Linked DNA regions of Homo sapiens: all the other regions are linked to region 1. Evidence: chromatin loops called from intact Hi-C (ENCODE). Cell type or tissue: gastrocnemius medialis. All regions are shown on one strand. Links, peaks and the distances in the headings refer to the core of each region. The heading gives the core; the rest is flanking DNA. Region 1 overlaps LOC105370187 (a long non-coding RNA gene). Region 2 has its middle 13 kb from the start of TRE-TTC2-1. Region 3 has its middle 50 kb from the start of LINC00330.

Region 1 (6,007 bases), core at 722-5,721:
TGAATCAAAGAAGGCTTCTGTGTATTAGTCCCTCAGTTGTGTTTTCCTCCACTGCAACCTGAGACCAATTAGCTCAAAAGCCTGCAGGCACCAAACTCAAACTTTTATACATCCAGTTATTTTTAAAAATAGCCCAAACAAGTAGACTATTAGCCATTTAGAGCCCACCTGTTTTGCATACTCCTTGAAACCTCACCCAGCATCTGTTGGCCATTGATAAGATACAGCATTGCAATGATGAGACCCCAAGCTACTACCGCACTTTGGGGCTCTCTGATCCAGGGACTCGCCTCTGTGCTGCTGAACAACATCACCAAGACACAGAAGCCCCCTCACTGATCCCTCCTCTCCTTCTGGATGTTGGCCCCCTGGAGCCTCTGGCTATCTCATGTTGTGAGGGGCTTCTCTTCTCATGCAACCCTCACATCACCCAATAAAGCTTGTGTGTGACTGCCTCTTGTGGTCCCCTCTTTCCTTGATCAGCCCCCAAGTCCCTCAGACCTACAGAAGATACAAATGTGCAGAAGTGATAAACATGGACTAGGCAGGGCACGGTGGCTCACACCTGTAATTCCAGCACTTTAGGAGGCCAAGATGGGCAGATTGCTTGAGCTCATGAGTTCAAGACCAGGAAGGGGAACATGGTGAAACCTTGTGTCTACAAAAAAATTTAAAAATTAGCCAGGTATGGTGATGTGTGCCTGTAGTCCCACCTACTTGGGAGGTTGAGGCGGGAGGATGGCTTGAGTCCGGGAGGTCGAGGTTGCAGTGAGCCGAAATCATGCCACTGCACTCCAGCCTGGGTGATAGAGCAAGGCCTTGTGTCAAAAAACATTAATTAATTAATTAAATTAAAAAACATGGACTATATTCAAGGTCCCAGCATGAGCAGATGTGGGGAGCAAATGCCACAGAGATGTTTGGTGCCACCACTAAGACTAAGAACCAGGGCAAAACGAACCCCAAATGCTAGTTTCCTGACTCCCTGCAGGTCTTCTTACTACCGTGCGACAAGAGAAACTGATAGGTCTTAGTCTTGGCCATATGTAGATAAGGCCTGGTAACTTGGCCTGATCAAATTTTACACCTCTCTTATGCCATTCCCAGGTGTCAAAGAAGAGATTAAGAAGACATCCATATCACGAATTGGCCCCTGTGGCCACAAAGCATAGATGCATTCCCTTGGTGTGCATCTGGAGCACCAAAATGAAACTGAGACTCCAGGACAACGCAGAATTCACACAGCATGTGGCTGTCATTCAAAGGCAAAACTGCTTTAGAAAACTAGGGAAGGAATTCCAGCTTTAAACGGAATGCTTTACTCTTTTGGAAAGCTCCAAAATGAAAATTCCGCCCCTCAAAATGTAAATGCATGCACTTTTACAAATAGTATAATCATGCAAAACTACTCAGCTGCTTCAGATGTTTTTGGCAAGCTGGAGTACAAGTTGACAGGTAACTAGTTAGAATTATTCTCACTTCCTTTTGCCATGGGAGTGGGGAGAGGCCATTTTATGAATTTTTAAATGACAAGTTTGATGAAATCATAGAATAAACTATTTCAAGTATATTTTCCTGGTTTTGGCTACTAAATAATTGCACCAACATTTAAAAAAAGCTAAGCTGTAAATTCAACTGAATTTCACTTGGCTTGGAATCGCCACATTTTGAGATAATTTAACACATTCATCCTTTGTACTAAGAATGATAACTAATAATGGTGGTTGCCACCGGTTGATCAAATCTAAGGTTTTAAATATATTTACACATATCATATTCATGACAAATCCAACAAGATAGACAGTATCATTATTTTATTCCCATTGTAGAGATGTGGAAACTGAGGATGCTTAAGTAACTTGCTTAAGATCAGGCAGTTTCTCAGTCAATTCATTTTGGCTCTAGAACCACCTGCCCAATACAGTAGCCACTAGCCACATACAGCTATGAAGCTCTTGAAATGTGCCTAGTCTGAATTGAGATGTGTGGTAAGTATATATTTTGATTACTTGTATAAAGAAAAGAATGTAAAATATCTCACTAATAATTTTTAAAATATTGATTCCATGTTAACATACAAAAATAAAAATGGGCTGTTAAAATTAATAAATAAAATATGTATGCTATTACAATTAATTTCACCTACTTGTTTTGACTTTTTAAATGTGGCTATTAGGAAAGTTAACACTCCTGTGCTTGGGCCTCACATTATACCCCTATTGGACCACACCGTTCTACAGCCCCAACTCTACCATTTTTTACCCTCCAAAGGAAAGAGTTTATACTATTTACATTTACAAGAAAGTGTGATCTTCTTTCATTGCAAGATTTATGTATTGTCTGTATGTGGAGAAATTGAGGCATAAAATAGTTAAGATCTAAAGTTAAATATTAATCCTAAAACAAACTTCAAAGCCTGCTGAGAACAAAAGATTGCATCCTCTACTCAGCTTGACTTGTTTGACCTGCTTTCCAACCTGGACTGAAGCCATGGAGTTCAAGAAGTTTAGCAACTGTCTGAGGTTTAATGCCTAATCGAAAGCCAAACATAGCCGTTGCTTGTGTTTTTGCTCTTGTTTTATGCCCACTTATGCTATGCTCAGAGAGAAAAACACAGCAGGGTTGGGAGGACACCAGCTCGTGTGGCTTTTTTCCAGGGGTCATGTGTTGGGTTATATAGGATTCTCTAATTATTTAATGATAATCATTGGGTTTCCATTATCAAGGAAAATATATAAAACACATGCTGATGGGCAGATTCATTGAATGGCATAAGGACCCCTCAAGAAAGCTCAAGCTATTTATGAACCCTACTCATGACTCGGATACTGCATTAGTTCAGAGTGGAGGCTGGATTTTCACTTATTCCTCTGAAAGTCCCTAAGCAGAAAATATTTCCTGAAATATGAGCAACTCCTCAGGTGCCATCTAATAGAACAGGACTTGGCAATTAAAACCAAAGACATTCTTGTATTTTCTGCTGAGCTCCTGGTCCACCCCAGCCCCATCCAACTCTGAATATTTGACATCTGTGCTTATTTACTTAGTTCCCTGGAGTACCGGCAGCTTTTCTCTGTCACTGTGTTCACCTGTGAGAGGTCTATTTAAAGCGCCTTCATAATGTTCTGAACATTTACATTTGAGCCAAGCCCTCAGCTCGACCTTTCAACATTCTCCCTCTCTTATTTTTTCTCAACACCTCTCTCCCACTGCAGTCCTCTCCTTTTTTCTCCCTTGCAAACCTGTGAAGGGAGAGGCTGTGACACTGAAAACCTTCCTGGGGAGGTGGTAGGACTGGCCCTCCGCCCTGCAGCCCCTCCTTAATGAGGATTAAGTGTTCCTCCCTCACGTCCCAACACTGGGCAGCTGTCCCCAAGCCATTTAGGACCAGCCAATGACATGCCAGAGAGCTACACTGGAGAGAACAGAAGCCGCGTGCCTTTTTATTCATAGGACAGTGTGTGCTCATATAACCTTTCTCTGTATATAGACAGACCCAGCTATTAGCTTTCACAGTTCCTCCTTGTTTAACCTTATCTTTCTTGACTCATTGTATATTTGATGTTCCTAATGGACAGTATTCCATGTGGCACGGTGGAAGGCTACTGAAAGCCTGGAGGCACACATTCTAACTGCTGTTCTGCTGCTAACTTGCTGTGTGATCTTGGAGATGTCATCAAACTCTCTGGGCCTGTTTCCTCAATGAAATAGAAAGTTGGATTGAATGATACCTAGAAGTCCTTGCTGTTTTACAATTCTATGATCCATGAACTTCTCAGATCCTCTCTAGTAATTAGTATTCACTTCTCATAATATGTTTTTCCTGTGGCTGACTCCATGGATTTCCTTCTCTTTGGAGATTAGGGGCTGCCCAGTGATAAGCACACTGACCAGGTCCCCTCACAAGGTGATTAACATGACTGCATCCCAGGCTCCAGGACAAGGCCCAGGCGATACGCAGCTGCACACGAGTTAAATAGAAACATTTTTAAAAACACTTCAAGGGGAGGAAATTGATTTACTGAAGAGTAGTTTGTAGGAAACAGAATGTGGATAAGGCCCACATTAATTCATTGAAGAATCTCATGAAGTTTTTTTTTTGTTTGTTTTTTGTTTTTTTTTGAGACGGAGTTTCGCTCCTGTTGTCCAGGCTGGAGTACAATGGTGCTATCTCAGCTCACTGCAACCTCCGCCTCCCAGGTTCAAGCGATTCTCCTGCCTAAGCCTCCCAAGTAGCTGGGATTACAGGCACCTACCACCACACCTGGCTAACTTTTGTATTTTTAGTAGAGACGAGGTTTCACCACGTTGGCCAGGCTGGTCTTGAACTCCTGACCTCAGGTGATCTGCCCGCCATGGCCTTCCAAAGTGCTGGGATTACAGGCATGAGCCACCGTGCCCAGCCAGAATCTCATGAAGTTTTTATGGTTTGCTTTGTTTCTTTGTTTTCTAGAGTCTTGGCTGAAAAGAGGAAGCCCACCTTCTACCCCACGGGGTACTTCCAGAAGTACTGTGCGATCATCACAGCATGTCTCCCTGCTTCTGGTTCTCCCCACTCCGTCCCATTTTGCACACTGAGGCCAGATAAACATCACTAAAGCTGCTCCTATCACTGTGCCCCCTGCCTAAGAGCCTCCCAGCCCCTCTGGGCCACCTGGACTAAGCACAGCCCGCTTGGCCTGGCTGGTCAAGGCTCCCATGTTAAGCCCTCCATTGTCCTGACCAGCCCTTCTCACAGCTGCTCCCTGAACACAATGCCCAGGGCTCTCCCGCACACCCAACCCACTTGGCATTACCCTACACAATGTCATTGTGCAGTCTCCTCTCTCAGGAGGGCCCTCTACCCTTTCCAGCTGCTCAGTCCAATCGGTTCTGTAACATTCATGTCAAAACATTAACTTCATGATACACTTTCTCTTTCCTTCAAAACCCCTAAACCAGTGCTGTTCAATAAAAAATAGATGCAAGTCACAAATGGAACTTAAAATTCTCCAGTTGTCCTATTAAAAAAAGGAGGAAAGTGATGAAATCAGTTTCTGTAATATTATTCTATTTCACCCAAAATAGTTAAAATTCTTTTATCTTGACATGTAACAAACATAAAAACTAACAATGCTTTATTTTACATTCTTTTTTTTTTTTGTACCTAATTTTCAAAATTCATTTGTGTTTTCAACTTATAGCACATCTCACTTAGAATGCTAAATTGTTTTTTGGTTTGGGGGATTTTTTCAAGACAGAGTCTCCCTCTGTCACCCACACTGGAGTGCAGTGGTGTGATCATAGCTCACTGTAACCTTGAACTCCTGGGCTCAAGCAATCCTCCTCCTTCAACCTCCCGACTACCTGAGACTACAGGTGCATGCCACCACACCTGGCTAATTTTTTATTTTTTGTAGAATCGGGGTCTCCCTATGTTGGCCAGGCGGGTCTCAAACTCCTGGACTCAAGAGAAGTTCCTGCCTGAGCTTCCCAGTCTTGGGATTGCAGGTGTGAGCCACTGCACCCGGCAGGATGCTAAGTTTTTATAGGAAGTACTTGATGTGTATGTCAATCTCATAAAATTTACAATTAAAAAAGTAGTTTCGAGTGCCCAAGTTTGTTCCAAATATACTAAAAAGTCTGCCAATCACTGAGTCAAGTATTCATTTCTAAATTCAAACCTAAATGAATTAAAATAAGATAATATTAAAATTCCAGCTCCTTAGTTCTCTAGCCATATTTCCAGTGTTCTGTAGCCACATGTGGCCAGGGGGACAGTACTGGACAGCATAGCCACGAGCCTGTATGCCTCGGAGAGGTGTCTATCACATTTGGTCTTGTTCAAGGTTTCGTTTTTGTGTAACCTCAGCTAGATCACCTAACTCCCAGAAGGCAGAACTGTCTCATCCTGTCTCACCCCTCTATCCCCACTGTCCCGCCAGCCCCAAGCCTGACACACACCAGGCTCTGAGTCAATACTTTATGAATAATAGGAAGAATTAGCAGATGAGTAAATGATCTCATT
Region 2 (6,007 bases), core at 641-5,640, 77 kb after region 1:
TTGAGGAGTGGTAAAATAATATATAACACCCAATATTATATGTATATAAACATTAAATAACATTTAATAGTTATCATAGGTGAGAATTTAATTAAATCAGTATCTGGATCTGTAAACGAAATCCAGGTACTGATTTAATTAAATTTTCACCTATGATAGCTATTAAACTAAAGCCACATGGCAATAACAAGAATGAAATCAGCCTTCCACATTTACAATCAGAACTACAAAATAAATTGAGTAAGTATAATAAAGACGAACATAACAGCATCGCAATATGACAATGCTCTTTACCTAGATTCAGATTGGCTCCTGAAACACCTCGGATCATCCATCAGGAAAGCCTGATGTGGCCTGAGCTTTTGTCCAGTACTCAGTACCAGCACTATAATAAGTTCTATTCAATTAAAATAAATATATGGCCGGGCACGGTGGCTCATGTCTGTAATCCCAGCACTTTGGGAGGCCAAGGCAGGCAGATCACCTGAGTTCAGGAATTCAAGACCAGCCTGGCCAACATAGCAAAACCCCATCTCTACTAAAAATACAAAAATTAGCCAGGCATGGTGGCACACACCTGTAATCCCAACTACTGGGGAGGCTGAGGCAGGACTACTGCCTGAACCCAGGAAGTGGAGGTTGCAGTGAGCCGAGATGGTGCCACTGCAGTCCAGCCTGGGTGACAAGAGTGAAACTCTATCTCAAAAAATAAAAAATTTAAAAAAAAAGTAAAGTAAATAAATTTTAAACCCTCCATTATAAAGCTTTCAAATACATATATGGTCAAAATCAGTTCACAGCTATTTTAAAACTGCAACAGTATGTGCACTACCGCTCTTTTTTAAGACATTCACCCAGTTTATCTGGGTTCAAATTCTAGATTCCAAAAGAATGGCCATTATGTGTAAACACCGAATCGGAAGAGTGTAAAACTATCCTGTTTATTTTATAAGTTCTGGCCGGGCACAGTGGCTCACGCTTGTAATCCCAGCACTTTGGGAGGCCAAAGCAGGCAGATCATGAGGTCAGGAGTTCGAGACCAGCTGGCCAACACAGTGAAACCCCGTCTCTACTAAAAATACAAAAATTAGCTGGGTGTGGTGGCAGGCACCTGTAATCCCAGCTACTCGGGAGGCTGAGGCAGGAGAATCGCTTGAATTCGGAAGGTGGAGGTTGCAGTGAGCCCAGATCATGCCACTGCACTCCAGCCTGGGTGACAGAGCTAGACTCCATCTCAAACAAATCAAAAAACAAAGCAAAACAATAAAACAACAAAACAAAAATTTATAAGTTCTGAGTGTTTACTCTCTGTAATTTTGATCTCCTCTGAAATCCTCTGTTGAAGATAGAAACCCATCATCTGCCTGGAACTCAGCCAATGGCCAGAAAGGATACAAATAATAAATACCACTTCTCATTTGCATACTGCTTTATAGTTTACAAATCAGTTCATGTGAAAGTCATGTGGGCCACAAATGGTGGGTGAGGCATAATCAAACATCTGCCAAGTTCTTTCTCTTACAATATGGCAGTCATTAACAGGGTGGGGGACAGACACGGGAATTTGCGCAGTTCTCTGCAAAGCCCATAAAATTGTATGCAATCTTAAAAAGTAGCCAGTGGGGCCATCTTCCCTGCAGCATATGAACATGTTTCTTTCTGCCTCCTTCCAGCATGCTCTACAAAATAGTCCTGGTAATCGCCCATGTTACCAAGTCAGCTGTCCATGGCTGCTCCCTTCCCCGACCTAAAGAAAGATTCAAGTTCAAGTTAATGCTGGAGGACCCCTAGGCAACTGCCCAACTCCCTCCCAGGCCACTCCCTCCTCCCACTTTCTAACCTGTAGTCAAATAGCCTTTTAAAATCCTGTGCTGATTATTTTTTATCCTTTGGGATGCTGGGACTGGGACTCTGCAGCCCAGGCTTATTTTGGCAGCTGGCTGTCTCTGTTTGGCTCTGCCAGGAGGGGTACTAGAGGAAGGGAGCTGTTGGCTTCCTGTTCCTAAGAGTGACCATGATCACACCACCTCATCCCGGCAGCAGCAGTTGCTTCCAGTGTTTCCACCATTTCCAGAAGCAGCCTCACCACCTCCTCCCCATCTCTCTCTGCTCAGAGACACCAGCACCTACTGGCTGGCATCCCCTCCTCAGCATGAGGCATCGGGGCCAGCCAAGCGGGACCTTCCTAGCCCAGAGGGCTGAGTCCTCACCCTGCAGGGCCCTGCTCCAAGCCCCTAAGTTTCAAAAAATATTTTTTCTGACTTTTGTTCACCCAGCCCCAAGGGTGATTGCTGTTTCCTATTCTTCTTTTTTTTTTTATTTTTTGAGACAGAGTCTCACACTGTCACTCTGGCTGAAGTGCAGTGGCATGATCTCGGCTCACTGCAACCTCTGCCTCCCTGGTTCTAGTGATTCTCCTGCCTCAGCCTCCCAGGTAGCTGGGATTACAGGCGTGCCCCACCAGGCCCAGCTAAATTTTGTATTTCTAGTAGAGTCGGGGTTTCACCTTGCTGGCCAGGCTGGTCTCAAACTCCTAGCTCAAGTGATCTGCCTGCCTCCACCCCCCAAAGTGCTGGGATTACAGGTGTGAGCCACCGCACCACACCCAGCCTGTTTCCTATTATTCTTACCTCTGTGATACCTGAGTATCCCCACTTTGCCTTTCTCTTGCCTAATACCTGGCTAACAATCCTTTCTATTAAGTTATCTGTTGAAATTCCTATCGTGGTTTCTGTCTCCTGACTGAACTCAGACCAATACAAGTCCCTTATAGGAACTCTTTCCATCTGCCTTCTTATGAACAATTAAGAACACAGCTGCTGTTGCAATCTCCCAGGAGGTCTTTATCTTTATTAATTCCTGTTCCAGGGGCTGGTCCTCAACTTGTTAGGCTCAGAAATTGGCTGTGTCAGCAAAAAACAAAAGGGAATCTGTCCCTCATGTCACTGTCGTGAGGAGAGAGACATCTGGGCCAGCATGACCACAATTAGCCTGCCACAATTTCATGGATGCTGGGAGGCACAAAACCTCTGAGTCAGAGACAAACGGCTTTCTATTCATGGCCTTAGCAGTAGCCAGAGTCTCAGTATTTGTACTGGTTCCTCAAGCCCCAATTGCCACATGACACCGTGAAGAGGACTAGGTGACATCTGCATATGCAGTGGATCGAGTTGCATAGGGAACCCTGCTCTTAGGAAACGCATATATTTTATAATGGGCAGTAAGCCTGCCTGCCCTGTGCTCCATGGAGAGCCACCGTGTCTCTTTTCCAAGGCTGTGTGCTACACAAACATCCTTGAAAAGATAGTCCAGCACAAAGGAAGCGTGAGGGACCCTTGGAGAACTATCTCCCAACGCTCATCTAGAGCTTGCAAGTCAACATGGACTTCCAGTGAGGGTAATTAGTTGGATGATTCAATTGGTTTCCATAGCAAAGATCTATCTACAGGAACTAGAGTAATTGAGTCTTTGGGCCAGGGTCCCCCTGATCTTTTCTTATTTAGTGCCATTGTGACTCTCTGAATCTAGATTTTTTTTTTTTTATTTACAGCATACCAACTCCCCCCAATTTTTTTTTTTTTTTTTGGAGACAGTCTTGTGCTTTTGCCCAGGCTGGAGTGCAGTGGCGCGATCTTGGCTCACTGTAAACTCTGCCTCCTGGGTTCAAGCGATTCTCCTGGCCTAGCCTCCCCAGGAGCTGGGATTACAAGTGTGCACCACCACACCTGGCTAACTTTTGTATTTTTAGTAGAGACGCGGTTTTACCACGTTGGCCAGGCTAGTCTCAAACTCCTGATCTCAGGTGATCTGCCCACCCCTTGCCTTCCCAAAGTGCTGGGATTACAGGCATGAGCCACCACGCCACAATCCCTTTCTTATTGACATAGATATGGTTTGGACATTTAAGTATTGTTAGTCAAGCCTTGTTCTAGCCAGTAACCAAACTACCCTGTCTCTATAAAGTGAGTGCGTTTTCTGGACATTACCAGTTATGAGATTTAGAGGGCAGTCCTATTTCCAATTCGTTGGAAATCACCTTACTATCTATCCTTTGGCACCACCTATCCCCAATTCCATAAAAAGCCTTAGTTTAAAAATAAAATTGCTTTTGCTGTTTTTCCTTAATATAAAACTTAAAAAATTACTTTTATCTATAGATTGTATCTTTACAACACACATTGTGGTTTTTAGAATCTCAGGGAAAAAATGCTATCTTAAATGTTAGTAGACTAAGATTCTTGACCTCCTAAATCAGTGTCAAATGTGAGATCATAGCTGATGCCTGGCCTATGTAGTCAGCACTCAATAAATAGTAGTCGTACTGTCAGGACTCTGGAAAATAAGAGAAATGAATCTGAGCAAAAAATAGGAAATTATAAGAATAGCAGTATCTTCTAGAAACACGCAGGCAGAAATGCAGCCAAGTTTGGAATACCTACCCTGCCCTTGCCACTCTGTTTGTACAGTGTGACCCCATTCATTGCTGCTCATTCAGCTACTATGTGCCAGGCACAGTGCCTGAGGCCGGAACACAATAGGAACACAAACAGATACGGTTTTTTACATTGTAAAGCACAGAGGTTACAGTCTAGTGGAGAGAGACAAATCAAATTATCACGCAAGGAAATAAAAAACTGCCACTGTGGTAACTGCTGAGATAGGCAAGTACATGGTGCTGAGTGTGTATAAAAGGAGTGACCCACTGAGGGAGGTCAGCAAAGGCTTCCTGAGGAAGCGATGACCAAGCAGAGACTCAAGTTTAAGCAAGCAATAAGACAATAGGGAAACGAGAAGAGCTTTCCAGACTTAGAGAAGAGCAAACGCCTCCTGGCAGGCGGAAGCACACTGAGGAAGCATGGCTGGAGCTCAGGAAGATGAGGAGACCTGCCAGATCACAGTAAAACCAAGGTCACAGAACGAGGGTTTTGCCCACAGCTACACAACTTCTGGGATACTTTCCTTATACTACCACCTTCCTAGTCAACAGACTTCATTTTCTTTCCTCTCCAAACCTTCCCCTGGGACAGAGGTCCATCAGTTAATGCTCATTCCAGGGTAAAAAAGAAATCACGAAGTAGAACATGAAAAGGAAATGCAAAAACTTGAGCCACAAAAACTGGAGACCTCGCTATGGAATTTTTCTTTGTTGAGTGTGCCCAGGAGTCTTGGGGATGGTCTATGTCAGTGGTATTCAAAGTGTGGTCCCAGGACCAGCCACATCAGCATCTCCTAAACACTTATTAGAAAAGCAAATTCAAAGGCCCCACTCAAAACCTATGAATCAGAAATATGGGAGGTGGAGCTCAGCAATCTGAATTTTAACAAGCAAAAAGCCCCACAAAAAGGGTTCCTGTTGCACAGACAATAGTCTAAATCAGTGCTTCCCAAACCTGTCTGATCATCTGAAGCAACTGGGAGCTTGTTAAAATATTCCTGGGCCACACCCCAATACCTACAAAAATTGAAATCTCAGGGCAAGGCTTGGGAATCTATATTGAGATGATCATCCTGGTTTGAGAACCACTGGTCTATATCAAAGTAACACATTGTCTGACACAGTGAGCAATTAATTCCAAGTGTCATTTGTCCTTGCCAAGTAATTAAGGGTAGTAAGTACCTCAGGCTCTGCCAGTCCAACTCAGTACATTATTTGATTTATATCTTCCATCTCCTTAGCTCTTCCCAATTTTAAAACAATATAAGACACTTCCAATTTTGACATTTGTTGAGAAATTTCTCCTTGTCTCTCAGTCTTATATCATCACAGCCACCACAAACTGTATGAGACTTAATAAGTGCTTACCAAATTCAAGCATTATGCTTTTAGCTGCAGTCTAAAAATCTGTTCTGGAAAATATCCCTTTCAAAATATCAAAAAGAAAATCATCCAGCCTTGTAATACAAACAGGCACCCAATTCAGAACTTTTTTCTCTGCCTCTGCGAGGAAATGGATTTTCTACTATCGTGACTCAGTATTTTTTATTTATTTATTTATTTATGAGACAG
Region 3 (6,007 bases), core at 271-5,270, 95 kb before region 1:
TTTAACAAATCTTTATTTCTTGAGCGCCAAGTTTGTGCCAGGCACTGTTTTCAGCTCTGGGGAAAACAGTAGTAAACAAAACAGGCTGAAGTACCTGCCTTCAGGGAGGCTACATTCTAATCAGAGAGATAGACAATAAACAAGCAAACAAGGACATATAAAATGTCAAATAGTGGTAAGTACTATAGAGAAAAGAAAAGCAGAGTAAAGGAGGTGGGGCCGGGCACAGTGGCTCACGCCTGTAATCCCAGCACTTTGGGAGGCCAAGGAGGGCAGATCACTTGAGGTCAGGAGTTGGAGACCAGCCTGGCCAACATGGTGAAACCCCCTCTCTACTAAAAATACAAAAATTAGCTGGGCGTGGTGGCAGGTGCCTGTAATCCCAGCTACTCAGGAGGCTGAGGCACAAGAATCGCTTGAACCCAAGAGGTGAAGGTTGCAGTGAGCTGAGGTTGCACCACTGCACTCCAGCCTAGGTGACAGAGTGAAACCCTATCAAAAATAAATAAATAAATAAATAAATAAAGGAGCTAGGAGCTGGGGACTGCTGTCTAGCGTACTCAGGGACTATAACCATGAGGGTGACAGTTGATACCTCTGATGTATAAGTAAGCATTTAATAAGTGTTAGTGTTGTCATTATAACTGTTATTAATTAGACCCATACCTACCAAATTTGTTTATCATAAACTCCCAAAAGGAATTAAAGTGTTTTAAATTTCTGCCAGGGTGATTATAATTTATAATCACTATGCAATACAGCCTCCACCATCACTATTTGCTCTGGCAAACCTGTAGGCTGTGCTCTCTCTGCTTCCCACTCTGTTCCCCATCTTCCCCCGGCACCATATCCTTGACATCTCTTGCATAAATAGCATCTTCCCTGATACTCCAGCCTGTGGATGTATCGTACACCATCACAGAGCCTTATAGTTTTTCTTCCTAGCAACAAAGCATTTATCGCCCATGGAATTGCAGTCTTATATATTATTTATTCTTGTTTATTGAAGTCTGTCTCCTCACTAGACCCTACTTTCCATGAGGGTAGGGAGGGTCCCTGTCTTGTTTCTTTCTACACTGCTGTTTCTCCCATATCTGGCATAGGAAATGGATGAATGAGTAGTTAGAGGTCTCCACTCAACTGTGCTATGATTAGGCAAATGGAGTTGGCAGGGCGCATAGCTCTTAGGCATCTGTGTTCTATACCTTTTCTTGTATTTCCTTTCAACATATTTTGAAATTCTCATCATTTTAACTGTAGGTAAAGATCAAAGTTAATCTATAAGGCATACATTCTTTGTATGGCCAGAGTAAAGAACTGAGTAAAGAACAGAGTAAAGAACTAACTGGCCAGAGTAAAGAACCAGGCTTTCTATTTTAGAGAAACAGAAAAAAAAAATCTCCTAAGGGGTAATAGATGTCTCATTTGCATAGCCTGGTGTTTAGATCTCCTTAGTGTATTCTTATTTGTAATCATTCTGAACTAGCCATAAGCATCTTGATGAGACTCACTATCACAAACTCTTAACTCATAGCCTATGGAGAAAAGAGATCATAATATTCAGATTTTAAGTTATTAACCAGAACGTAGCACAGAGATGGGAGGTCAGCACATTGGATGTGTGAGTGGGTGTGTGCACACAAAGGAGAGGGCTCAGGGCAAAGTTAACACTGATTGGAATAGGTCAGATTGAGGAGCAAAACGTGTGTGTTTTGATTTTTCTCTAGAAAGCAGGGTTGCTAGGGAACAATAATAGCCATATCATTACCTCCTAGGATATCACAACATATACATCACAGAAGTGATACAGACAAGAAAGCCAAACACAGAACAGAGCAGAGGCAGAGGCAGAGAACGATTTTCAGATTTCAGATTTTCTGGCTCACCCTGTGTGGCGGTGGGATGATTCAGCAGGGCCAGGAAATGAGCACAACACAGCATAGTTAAGGCCTGTCTGTCTGGTTTATAGATTCTCCACCCCCTTTGCCTTTATGTTCCCCTCTGCCTACATCTCCTCAACCCAAGCCTTGCTCATTCTCCACCAGTGAGTACGCAGCAAGTAAAAGTAAACTAATATTCACTGGCCAACTGTGACTCCGCATGAGAGATGGAATATCGTTAGCTTAGCCGTTGGCTTATTTATTTAGATACAGGTTTCACTGTTCCCAGCTATTTCTGCTTTACTCCTGGTCCCACCCTCTAATACAATAGATCAGCAAGAACAAACTGCCCAAAGCTTTCTGTGTTTCTCGCTGCTGTTCAGGGCCCTGTAAGGGAGAAGGGGCGTGCCGCTTAGGGAAGACAAGCAGGGATCTGCATTAAGCCCAGTTCGTGCTACATCAGAAGAATGAATTTCAAGGGTGGACAGGTGACAGGGAGGGTAGGTAAAATAGCCAGGGCTCGGGAATGGAGTCACCCTGAGAAATTAACTGGAGTGAATACCACTGGCACTAGCAGAAGTGAAAGACAAGGCCCAGGTGCAGGTTGACACTGGGAGGAGAATGGAGTGCTAATGGTTTAGTCATGGTTTCTTTATGGAAGGCAAAGGAGAATCAGAGAGCAAGCTGCCAAATTAAAAGTAAAAGCCCACTGGAGAAGGGCTGACTGGGAAACTATGGGGTAAAAGGCTGGGAGTGGGATCGGGGAAGTGGAAGAGGGATAGGGAGGAAGGAGGAATCAAGTCATTGGCTGTCTTACTGGAGTAAGATGAGATGTCTGTCTCTCCCATGCTGTAGGAGGCCCAGCCATGACATGAGTGATTTCACACCCTGTAAAGGAGCATTTAAAAAGAAGCCAGGCAGGTTTTGAAATATGAGGCCATGGTGTGGCTGATTATATATCTTTGGCTGTTTTGTTTTTTTTTTCCCTAAGGCAATTACATTAAGTGCTTAACATCAATCCAGAAAGGAAAAAATGAGGGCACCATGGTTTTGGTGAGAGGATTTGGTGGGGGGCAGAGGGGGAAGGCTAAACTGTCTCCCTTCCAAATACAAACACTGCACATACAGAAAATAAGCCGTGTAGATCCTGAGTTCTGACTACAGTGGCGAAGGAACACACAGGGGCCTAAGAGAATGAGGTAATATTAGTTATGTCAACAGTTGCATGTTACAAATGCTGAAGGGGAGTGAAACTTGCCAAGTGTTAATGGAACTGCTGGAAAGAAAGACTACTGGGCACCTGCCACCAGCCGCCTGACCTGGCCAACCCCACCTGATCTGGGGCCCACAGCAAGCTGTCTTTCTTGTTTCTTCTTTCCCGTTGGGTCAAAAATAAAGGTTGTTCTCAGTATTTTTTAGAACCTGGCCTGATTGCAGGGCAATCAACCAATGTCTGAGGGAATGCTGGGCATCAGATGCTGGGGAAAATGTGCCACTTCCAGGTATAAATGCCCCAAGAGCTTCCAGAGTTCTCACTCCAGTTGTTCCTTGGGGTGGTGTCATCCCCCAACAGAAGGGTCAGCCTTGGAGGGTCAACAGAGCAACCACAGAAACAAGAGTTGCTGAAACACTTTGTGGAACCCTGTGCAAAGAACCAGTGGTGAAAGTAATACACAGGCAAGTACCCAAAACGACCAGGGCTATGAGCTCACCTGGAAGCAAGAGACATTGCCTAACCCATAAGAGTACCACAGTGCATACTTGTAAGACTGATGGAGTCATTCTGGCCTTCAGGAAACATCAAATAATGGAGGTGACAAGGAGAGTAGGAAATGGCCCAAAAAAACCCATACAGAAAAATACATTCATTTTAAAAGGACCTAATGAAGGAGCTTAGTTAAACAGAATAATTCCTTTGTAGTTTTCAATTTTCAATAAACATTTTCCTTTTCAATAAACATTTTCTTTCTTTCTTTTTTTTTCTTTTCTTTTCTTTATTTATTTATTTTTTTTTTTTGTGAGACAGTCTCACTCTGTCACCCAGGCTGGAATGCAGTGGCCCAGTCTCGGCTCACTGCAACCTCCGCCTCCCGGGTTCAAGCAATTCTCCTGCCTTGGCCTCCCAAGTAGTTGGGACTACAGGGGTGTGCCACCACACTCGACTAATTTCTGTATTTTTAGTAGAGACCAGGTTTCACCATGTTGGCCAGGCTGGTCTTGAACTCCTGACCTCAAGTGATCTGCCTGCCTCAGCCTCCCAAAGTGCTAAGATTACAGGCATGAGCCACTGAGTCTAGCTAACATTTTCAAAAATAGAGAAAAGTAGAGAGAAGAGTAGAATGAGCCCCCAGGTACCCGTCACCCCACTCCAACAAACATCAACATTTGCCCTTCTTATTTTATCTGGTCCTACCCCTCTTTTTCCCTGGAATATTTCAAAGAAAAATCCCAGACATTTTACCATTTCACTCATAAATATTTCAGAATGTATTTACGAAAGTTTGCTTCATTTGTATTTTTGACAGAAATTTCCATCTGGAAGATAGAGAACTTAAAGGGAATGTTACAAGGGGATAATGGTCTCAGGGAAGCAATAACTGAGAATTTTTGGCTTTCCTTCCTGCCTACCTGCTCTATGCTGCAGCATCACCCAAAGTCGCGGGTACGCATATTGTACTAAACACTTTTTTGTGTGGCTTCCCCAGAGCCCAGTGATTTCTGTTCCTTGGAAACTGATTAGTAGTAACGTCTCCTCGCTGTGATCCTGCCCTGTGGCCTTGAGGGAGTTCTTCCAAAGGTAGAGACTTTGGGTCAAGATGGGCCAATGGCATTCTTTCTCTCTGCTGGGATTTGAACGTGAGAGCAGAACATGTCAGGAAAAACTCTAGATGAAAGAGAAGGTCTCCTTACTTCTGCTGCTGAGAGCCTGGAAACTGCTCTACCCAAACCCAGGGAATATAAGTTATCGGCTTTCCCAAAGCTTGGGGTGGAATGACATTTGCTTAAATTCCATGACACACTGTCTTAGTTCATTTGGGTTGCTACAAAATAATACCTTAGCCTGGATAATTTATAAAGAAAGGAAGTTTATTTGGTTCACAGTTCTACAGGCTTATAAGAAGCATGGTGCCAGCATCCACTTTTGGTGACCTCAGGAAGCTTACAGTCATGAAGGTAGGTGAAAAGGGAGCAGACGTTTCACATGGCGGGAAAGAAACAAAGAGGGAATGGGTGCCATACTCATTTAAACAACCAACTCTTTTTTTTTGAGACAGAGTCTCACTCTGTTGCCCAGGATGGAGTGCAGTGGCACAATCTCAGCTCACTGCAACCTCCGTCTCCTGAGTTCAAGTGATTCTCCTGCCTCAGCCTCCCAAGTAGCTGGGACTGCAGGGATGTGCCACCACGCCCGGCTAATTTTTTTATTTTTAGTAGAGACAGGGTTTTGCCATGTGAGTGAGGCTGGTCTTGGACTCTTGACCTCAGGTGATCCACCCGCCTCGGCCTCCCAAAGTGCTGAGATTATAGGTGTGAGCTACCATGCCTGGCCTTAAACACACTCTTACAGGAACCAGTGGTGCTAGAACTCATTCATTACAGCAAGGACAGCACCAAGCCATTCATGAGGGATCCACCCCCATGACCCAAACACCTCCCACCAGGCCTCACCTCCAACATTGGTGACCAAATTTCAACATGAGACTTGGAGGGGCAAATATCCATCCAAAGTATATCAGCTACTCTATGATCTTTCAGATAAACTCCCTCTCTATGCATTAGCTAGCCAGAACTGACTTTTACTCTTTGGCCAAAAGAACTTTAACAACTACACATCTCTCTAGAAGGAACCCATGGCCTAGAGCATCAAGCAAGGACAACACTAATATAGAGATGAAAATGTTATGAAAACCTTCTGTGTTATGTTCACTGCCCTCTCCCTAACACCTAGCACAGTGCTGAACATAGAATGGACATTCATTACCTATTTATTGGATAAATTGACTACTTATCTTCCCAGTAGAGAGGAGATTATAGAATCTGCCCATTATGGAGCAAGTCTTCTTGTCTTACTAGGAACATGGGTTTGGCTTTGGCTCTGACTCTGCCACTCTGTGTGAGTGAGTCAC

What was found. Peaks named below come from ENCODE experiments on the same cell type or tissue, not always from the same donor. Only the 100,000 strongest peaks of a DNase experiment are listed, where the experiment ranks them.
Region 2: a loop joins it to region 1, with 8 times the contacts of the local background. A loop is called at or near these places in 2 of 110 quality-filtered maps.
Region 3: it touches region 1 in a loop (5-fold over the local background); 9 of 110 quality-filtered maps call a loop at or near these places.

The regions. Positions count from the first base shown.
Region 1 is chr13:44,851,342-44,857,348 of GRCh38, forward strand. All of the region lies in intron 3 of LOC105370187 (a long non-coding RNA gene), which reads right to left. Among named protein-coding and RNA genes, the nearest start is that of LINC00330, 45 kb to the left of the region's middle. In gastrocnemius medialis, for the core only: no CTCF peak of the experiment used is centred there; DNase peaks (open chromatin) are centred at 2,540 and 3,360; H3K27ac peaks cover 5,000 bases.
Region 2 is chr13:44,928,376-44,934,382 of GRCh38, forward strand. No RefSeq gene overlaps it. Among named protein-coding and RNA genes, the nearest start is that of TRE-TTC2-1, 13 kb to the left of the region's middle. In gastrocnemius medialis, for the core only: no CTCF peak of the experiment used is centred there; a DNase peak (open chromatin) is centred at 3,086; H3K27ac peaks cover 3,885 bases.
Region 3 is chr13:44,757,041-44,763,047 of GRCh38, forward strand. No RefSeq gene overlaps it. Among named protein-coding and RNA genes, the nearest start is that of LINC00330, 50 kb to the right of the region's middle. In gastrocnemius medialis, for the core only: no CTCF peak of the experiment used is centred there; DNase peaks (open chromatin) are centred at 2,467, 3,191 and 3,557; H3K4me3 peaks cover 1,684 bases; H3K27ac peaks cover 4,068 bases.